Regions from separate parts of the Mus musculus genome. Here region 2 is linked to region 1. Evidence: chromatin contacts called from ENCODE POLR2A ChIA-PET data. All regions are on one chromosome and are shown on one strand. Each heading gives the region's core, a stretch centred on a gene start or an enhancer-like site at or near the end of the contact. The rest is flanking DNA. Distances are from core to core; before and after follow the strand shown. Region 1 holds the start of Mrps28 (mitochondrial ribosomal protein S28). Region 2 has its middle 11 kb from the start of Gm46832.

Region 1 (3,681 bases), core at 373-2,872:
CAGGCTGGCTTCAAACTCCGAGACATTCCTCTGCCTCTTCCTCTTGAGGGATAGAATTCAAGTTGTATATCACCACTGCCCTGTGAATCCTCACTTTTCTAATTTCATTTGATACTTCTTAAGTTGGGAGCTTCAAGACGAGTCCACTGAGCGTACATATATCACTAGGAAGACTAAGAGCCCCTCCCCATGGCGCTGCCTGGCTTTCAGGGTTATTCACTAGCTTAGGCAACACGAATATAACATGTCTGTTGGATTTAAAGATGGGACTTCATTTGTTCTGTTCATCCAGATGGAGGGTTTATCCTGAAGATTGAACCTAGGGCCTTGCCATGCCAGACAAGCACTGGAAGTGATACAGTTTAAGTTTGCAAAGCAGTTCTTTAAACTTGGCACTGCTGAGCAGCTTGCTTTCCCAAGCAGAAAAACCAAATCTGCACGGGGATACTGGATTGCCCAGGATGAAAGTTCCTTACTTGAGACTGCTGAGGGCTCTTAAAGGGAGCTCTACAATTTGCTACACTGTTTCCGAAAGGAACTGAAAGTGGTAGTAGCCATAGAGATTGACATTTTCGACAAGAATCCACTTAAGTGTCAGCAGAAATGAGCGTATGCAGAATGAGATCTCACTTGAAGCGGAATCTACTTTTCAGGCTCCTACTGAATTTGTGAGATACTCCCTACAGTGACTAGTAATGCGGAGTGGTAAGTTATCCACAAAACTATGCATCATTCTAAGGTCAAAATAGACCTGCAGCATTGAGGAAGACTTACACTAAGAGTCAAAGACATAAAAGAGGTTCTGTCCTGGCCCTGGTAGTGACAGTACTTGTAAAGTCCCATCATTCAGGGAGAAGCAGGAGGGTCAGATGATGAGGGTCACCCTCAACTACGCAGTGAGCTCAAGGCCAGTATGGGTTACATGAGACCTCGATAAGGGGAAAAAAGATATTTATGTACAAATGACATAGAAAACTGACACCCGCCCTTGGATTTAGTAATCTGTAGGTTAACATTACATTGATTAGACTAGTGGTCCACTTAAAAGGCAAACACTTTTGCAACTAGGTTCGATTCTTAAGTGGATGGACAAATTCTGGGGATTTACACTGGGGAGAAACAAACAATATCAAGTGTTTGGGTATGGGAGCGTGGAAGTGCTACGCCTGAGCATATTTCTGAAGCTTAATTCACAGGAAATGATGGTAGCTAGCTAGGATAAAACTTCTGTTGGGTTTTGTAATGCATGTGACTGGCAACAGAAGTGGCCAAGGACAGACCTACCATCAGTTTTAGGAACAACTTTGTGCCCATTTGCAAAGGCAATCTCTCCTTCCTTCCTGGAGTTTACAAAACTGGAGGGTGAACACTAAGAATTATTTCAAATCTAAAGCATGACGCATTCGAAAGTGCTGAGTAACGAAGGCACAGGAGGTGCTGGTGAGCATAGGGCTTCCAACTCTAACAGGATAACGAAGGAGACCTCTGAAGACCGTGTAGTACAGCAGCTGTAGCGTCACCCCGTCCCTCAGGAGGCATGCGCTCTCTGGCGTCCGCGGGAGGCAAGCTTTAAACTACCGGACTAGTAGGCTCGCCTGGGATTAAGGCGGTAGGCGGGGCTCTCCTCGGCCCGCCCCCTGACCTGCAAGCGTGCAGAAGAGGTCAGAGGTCGCGCAGGCGTCATGGCGGCGCTGTGTAGGTCCCACGCCGGGACTGCTGGGAGCCGTTTCTTGAGAGCGCTTGTCTTCTCCAAGCCTTTGCGAAATGCAAGCACGGAGAGTGGTTCCGAGAGCGCAACCCACGACTCCTCCGCTCCTCGGGCGCGTTCAGGCGGCTTCGCGAGCGCTCTGGAGCGACACTCGGACTTGCAGCGGAAGGCGGAGCTCCGACTGGTAAGCAGGCCTCGCGGCGCCACGTCCGCACGCCGGGCCGAGCGTGGGGAGGGGCTAAGCCCGGGACGCTGGGAGGAGCCGGCGTGGTGGGGCGGGAGCCCGTCGGTGTTGGGGTGGGGCTCAGGCGGCGACTCCAGGGAGGGGCCAGCGTGGGTTGGGGGTGAATTCTGTCCTTCTTGTCATGGGCTATGCCGGTGACTTAGGGATGAGGAGAGGAGCGACTGGAGCGGCGGGGGTAGCTTTCTACCCTTGACCTGCAGCAGAGCGTGTGATTAATATTTTCTTCCTTTTCCATGGCTTTTACGCTCCTGTGGGTTCTCTCTGCATACCTTTGTGACACATTCTGGGCCAGGTATCCATCGGGTTTGTGGGGCGACCCGTCAGACTTGGAGGAAAACGACTCCAGGTCTTAGCCTTGCCACAAGGCGGCTCGAGGCCTGTCACAAGCATCTTAATTGAATTGACACTTAAAGCTATTGTGAACTGGGCGTATGATTTAAACTGTCAGTGTTTCACTTTCCTTTATTGCAAGTGACCTTTTATTTTAAAAATATAGTTTTTTCCCCCTTTGTGTAAAACATTGTAAAATAATTTAGATACATGAAGTAGTGCAAATACAAAAGGCTGGGATTTTTAAAAATTCTGAGACTCGGGTATACATGAGGTTGGGTTATATAAGAAAAATCTGAATTTCCAGTTTTTGTTCTCTAGTGGGTATTGCTGAACAGTACACATGTAGCTATTTCTCAGGATTGTAGGGTCATCTTAGTTTTGAGTGCCAAAACTTTTCTTTGATCTAGTGATGGGAAGGACCCCAGGACATAGTTTTGAGATTTTTGCCACATGTAGTGGCTTAAAACACAAATTTTTACTTATAGGGCACTAGGAGTTCTTTTAAAATAAGAAAATGAAAATATAAAAAGATAACAAAAACTTAACATATTAGAATTGGACAAAACAAATAGAATTTAAAGAGCTCAAGAGAGGTGGAGGAAATACAGGCACTTGTGCACACACTCAGGAGTCCCATAGAAGCTGGAAGCCGCGACACACTTTAGAGGACCTGGGGTAGGCCTGGTGCAAGCCCTGTGAGTGCTTTCCAGTCTCTGCCAGCTTTGTTCATGTTGATTTAGAGAGCCTTGTTCTCTTGGTGTCTTCCACAACCTTTTGGCTCTTATACCATTCCCATCTCCTCTTCTTTAGGGCTCACACTGAGTGGAGGGATATGATGGAGACATCCCTGTTAGGACAGGATGTTCCACCTCTGAATACTGTCTGGCTGAGGGCGTCTGTATGAGTTCCCAACTGCTGCAGGAGGAAGCTTCTCTGATGATGACTGAGCAAGACACTGATCTATGAGCATACAGAATCGTATTAAGAATAATTTTATTGGTACATTGTTTTTCTTTTTTAAGAACAGTAGTATTTGGATTTACCCGAGGTCCCTCAAGCAGTGTTCGGAATGGGTTTCATAAGTCAAACCAGATATTGGTTGGTTACTCCACAAGCTTTGTAATACCAGCATATCTTGCAGACAGGACACCATTTTAGATCAAAGGGTTTGTGGCTGGGTTGGTGTTTATATTTCTCTTTTAGAAGCCTGTAGACTAACTTTAAAACATAAGGGTGAAGACTTTATTTAGGCACCGGCCACGTTCAGTGTTCTCCATGTTCAATAAGTAGGTGTTGTCTTCAGCAGTGGGCCTTGCTGTCAGTTTGTGGAGAGCAGCCTACAGTTTTGGCAACAGCTTCAGTTGCTTGAGGCTTCTCGTGGATCCCTTTGGCTAGC
Region 2 (3,406 bases), core at 55-2,554, 110 kb before region 1:
TGGCTCTCTCACCTGCTCTGGGAGTCAGAGCCCTCCCAGGAGGCCACCTCTCCTCTGGTGGGGAAGGTGCCCCGATGTCTGGAGCCCGAAATGGGGGTCTGTCCCAGAAACTGTGTTGCTTCTGCAGTCTGCTTGTTTGCCCTCCGCAGTCTGTGAGCTGACCTGTGCAGACTGGTCTACCTATATTAAACTTTCATAATGGTGTAATTTTTAAATTCTTTCTGGTTCTGAATAAAGACAGTATTTTTAAGCTGAAAAAAAAAGTGGGGGCTGGTGAGATGGCTCAGCGGGTAAGAGCACTGACTGCTCTTCTGAAGATCCTGAGTTCAAATCCCAGCAACCACATGGTGGTTCACAACCACCTGTAATGAGATCTGACGCCCTTTCTGGTGTGTCTGAAGACAGCTGCAGAGTACTTATGTATAATAATAAATAAATCTTTGGGCTGGAGCAAGTGGGTCCAGCCAGAGCGAGCAGAGGTCCTAAAATTCAATTCCTAACAACCACATGAAGGCTCACAACCATCTGTACAGCTACAGTGTACTCATAGACATAAAATAAATAAATAAATCTTTTATTTTAAGTGTGTTTTCCTGTGTAAAACTTTGCCCAGAATGAATGAGATTTATATGGGTCTCTTTCATGCTTGTTTGCTTACTCTCTGTCTGTCTCTTCCCTCCCCTCCCCTCCCCACCCCACTTCCTTTCTTTCAGGCAGCATCTTTCCATGTTATCCCAATTGGCCTTGAACTCCAGGCATTTCAGCCTCCCAAATGCCCTGGTTTTGTTTTTGAAACAGGGTCTCAAAAGTTCAGAGATGACTTTGAACTTGTGATATATGAAGGTTATCTGTATGGTTTATCAAATAAACATGGAACGTAAAAGGGGATATTATTAATAATTTGGTCAGGAAAAATAGGCATAAATACCCATGGGACAAGTGGCAGAGGACGTGGGGGGTGGTGGTGGGGTCTCAGGAGACCAGACATGGACCTAAAGAAACTGTAGGACTTCCAGGAGGAAGCTCGGGGCTGGAGCGACGTCCAGAGGCCTAGAAGGACCTAAGAGAAAACACTACCTGTGGCCCAGACATGCTAAGGAAGCTCTAATTCCTAGGGGGGGACAGGACTGGGGGACAGGACTGGGGGACAGGACTGCGGGAGTGAAGCAGCTGCAGGCAGTGGAGGCTGGAGCCTGCGGTAGCAGCACGGACCTAAGGGGCGTGTCCTGTGGGGACAGTGCTGAGGCTGAAAGTAGGGCGAGCTCTTGCAGAGGCACTGGCTGCACAGCAGGGGGCAGGGCTGCCTGGGCCGGCGTCACTTCAGCTGGTGACTCTGTGGCTGGCAGTATGCATGCAGCTCGCAGAAGGTTAAATAGGACAGGCACAAAGGTTTAAAATGAGGTTTGGAAAAGTTCAGAGAGTGGAGGAGTCACACTGAGTGTTCGTAGAAGGCAGAAGAGAAAGCAGGGACGCATTCCGGTGTTTTTGTTCGGTGCTAAAGTGCACCATTAATGAACAGTTTTCAGATGGAGGAGAGCGTCTCTATCACTAGCAGAGGCTGGTGAGCAGAAGTCGAGAGAAAGGGCTTTTCCATGTTTCTGAAGAGTCCCAAAAGAGCGACCTCTGGGACAGAGGGTATCATCACCTAGACTCCCTCACCCAGAGAGACTCCATGGGGATCCATGAAGGAATCTGAAACCTGTCAACAGGGTTTTCAGACAGCTAAGAGCAAATGCTGAATTCTAGCAGTACAGCCACAAGACGCGAAAGGAAAGCTTGCCAACCGCACCGAACTGAACGGACTGTGTGTATCAGGTGTAGAAATCTAAGGAGTTCAGTTAGTCACTGTTGGATGAAGAAGGCTGGCGCCGGAAGGTCGGAAAGGGCGAGACCCGGACTAAGGGAGGGTATCCTATAGGCCGATATCTGAGTGATGACTCGATGTGAAGTGATTGCTATCTGCTCAGGACCAACTTCTCAGCATAGAGGAGATTTATTTGCCCCAGAGGGACAGAGAAAGGGAATAAGAGACAGAAGACATGGGAGAAGGGGAGGGAACAAGGAAGAAAGGGCAGGATATTGGGGGGGGGGATAGCCTCAGGATAGACAGTTTATAAAGGGAAGGGGGAACCCCATATGAGGATGAGATGTTTACTTTTAATGGGCCATGTTAATTAGGTGGTCAAAGGAGGCTTTTGATTGCTGGACTTCAATACTTTGATAGCTGGACCTTGGTAGTCAGCTTCGGGATGAAGGAGTGGCTAAATTGATGGCCTTGGGGACTAGCTTCAGGAATGCAATCAGGTGTGGCCTAGTTAGAGTACATGTGTCACTATAGGTAGGTGTTGAGAAGTCAAAAGTGCAGGCAAGGCCTAGTGTGCCTGCATCCGCCTCTCTCTCTCTCTCTCTCTCTCTCTTTCTCTCTCTCTCTCTCACACACACACACACACGCCTCTCTCTCTCTCTCTCTCTCTCACACACACACACACACACACACACGCCTCTCTCACACACACACACACACACACACACACACACGCACGCACGCACGCACGCACGCACGCACGCGCGCTCTCTCTCTGCTTGCTGCCTGTGGAGGACGTAAAGCTCTTAGCTACCCCTCCATTACTCTGCTTAGCTGCTTACCACCATGATGACCATTGACTAACCTAACCCTCTAAAACTGTAAGCAAACCTCCAATTAAATGCTTTTTAAAATAAGAGTTGCCTTGGTCATGATGTCTCTTCACAGGAATAAAACAGTGACTATCTTGACACAAACTAGGGTTATCGGAAAGGTGGGAACTTCAATTGAGAAAATGCTCTCACAAAACGAAAACAAAAGCACAGAGCCATAATTTGCAGCTGCCTGTTGGTGGCCCACGCCTTTAATCCCAGCACTGGGAGGCAGAGGCAGGTGGAGCTCTTGAGCTCAAGGCCAGCCTTGTGTACAGATCGAGTTCCAGGCCAGTCAGGACTAAACAGAGAAACCCTGTCTTTAGAAAACAAACAAACAAGCAAAAACAGAAAAAAATGCCGCTAACACAAAGGCTGTGAGTGTTGCAAATTGGAACTCAGTTCGAGCTTGACTCAGGCAGAAGCCTCTATGCTTTGCTGAGACACACTCAATGCACTCTCTCTGCAGAAGCAGACAGCACCGTTTGCACGAGCAGGTGTGTTTCTCTGGAATATGGTTAGTGCATCGATTATGCTGACAACATTTGATAAATAAGCTTAGCTATGGATTTAGTCCTACACTGTTTCAAGCCCCGGGAGTCACATTTACCATCTAATGTGTAGCTAAGCATATTCAAGAAAAATTTAGTACCTTGTTAGTTAGCATCATGCCAGTCTACAGAAAAGTAAACACAGATCCAATCCATTATCCCTGGGAGAGTTTTCATGA

Evidence for each region. ChIA-PET counts read pairs that join two places held with the same protein, here RNA polymerase II (POLR2A).
Region 2: POLR2A ChIA-PET joins it to region 1 with 10 read pairs in embryonic stem cell. The contact joins the enhancer-like site here to the promoter of Mrps28 in region 1. POLR2A ChIA-PET finds 5 or more read pairs at or near these places in 3 of 5 experiments (Patski and embryonic stem cell).

Annotation. Positions count from the first base shown.
Region 1 is chr3:8,921,798-8,925,478 of GRCm38, reverse strand. Mrps28 (mitochondrial ribosomal protein S28) reads left to right here and starts at 1,622. Exons shown (of 3, transcript NM_025434.3): 1 at 1,622-1,892. The coding sequence starts at 1,683. Gm52601 (a long non-coding RNA gene) reads left to right here and starts at 1,907. Exons shown (of 2, transcript XR_003954436.1): 1 at 1,907-2,005; 2 at 3,096-3,681.
Region 2 is chr3:9,036,374-9,039,779 of GRCm38, reverse strand. No RefSeq gene overlaps it. Among named protein-coding and RNA genes, the nearest start is that of Gm46832, 11 kb to the right of the region's middle. Within about 2 kb of position 1,304, at least 1 of the 3 ENCODE cell types and tissues checked has a DNase peak (open chromatin) inside an H3K27ac peak, as active enhancers do.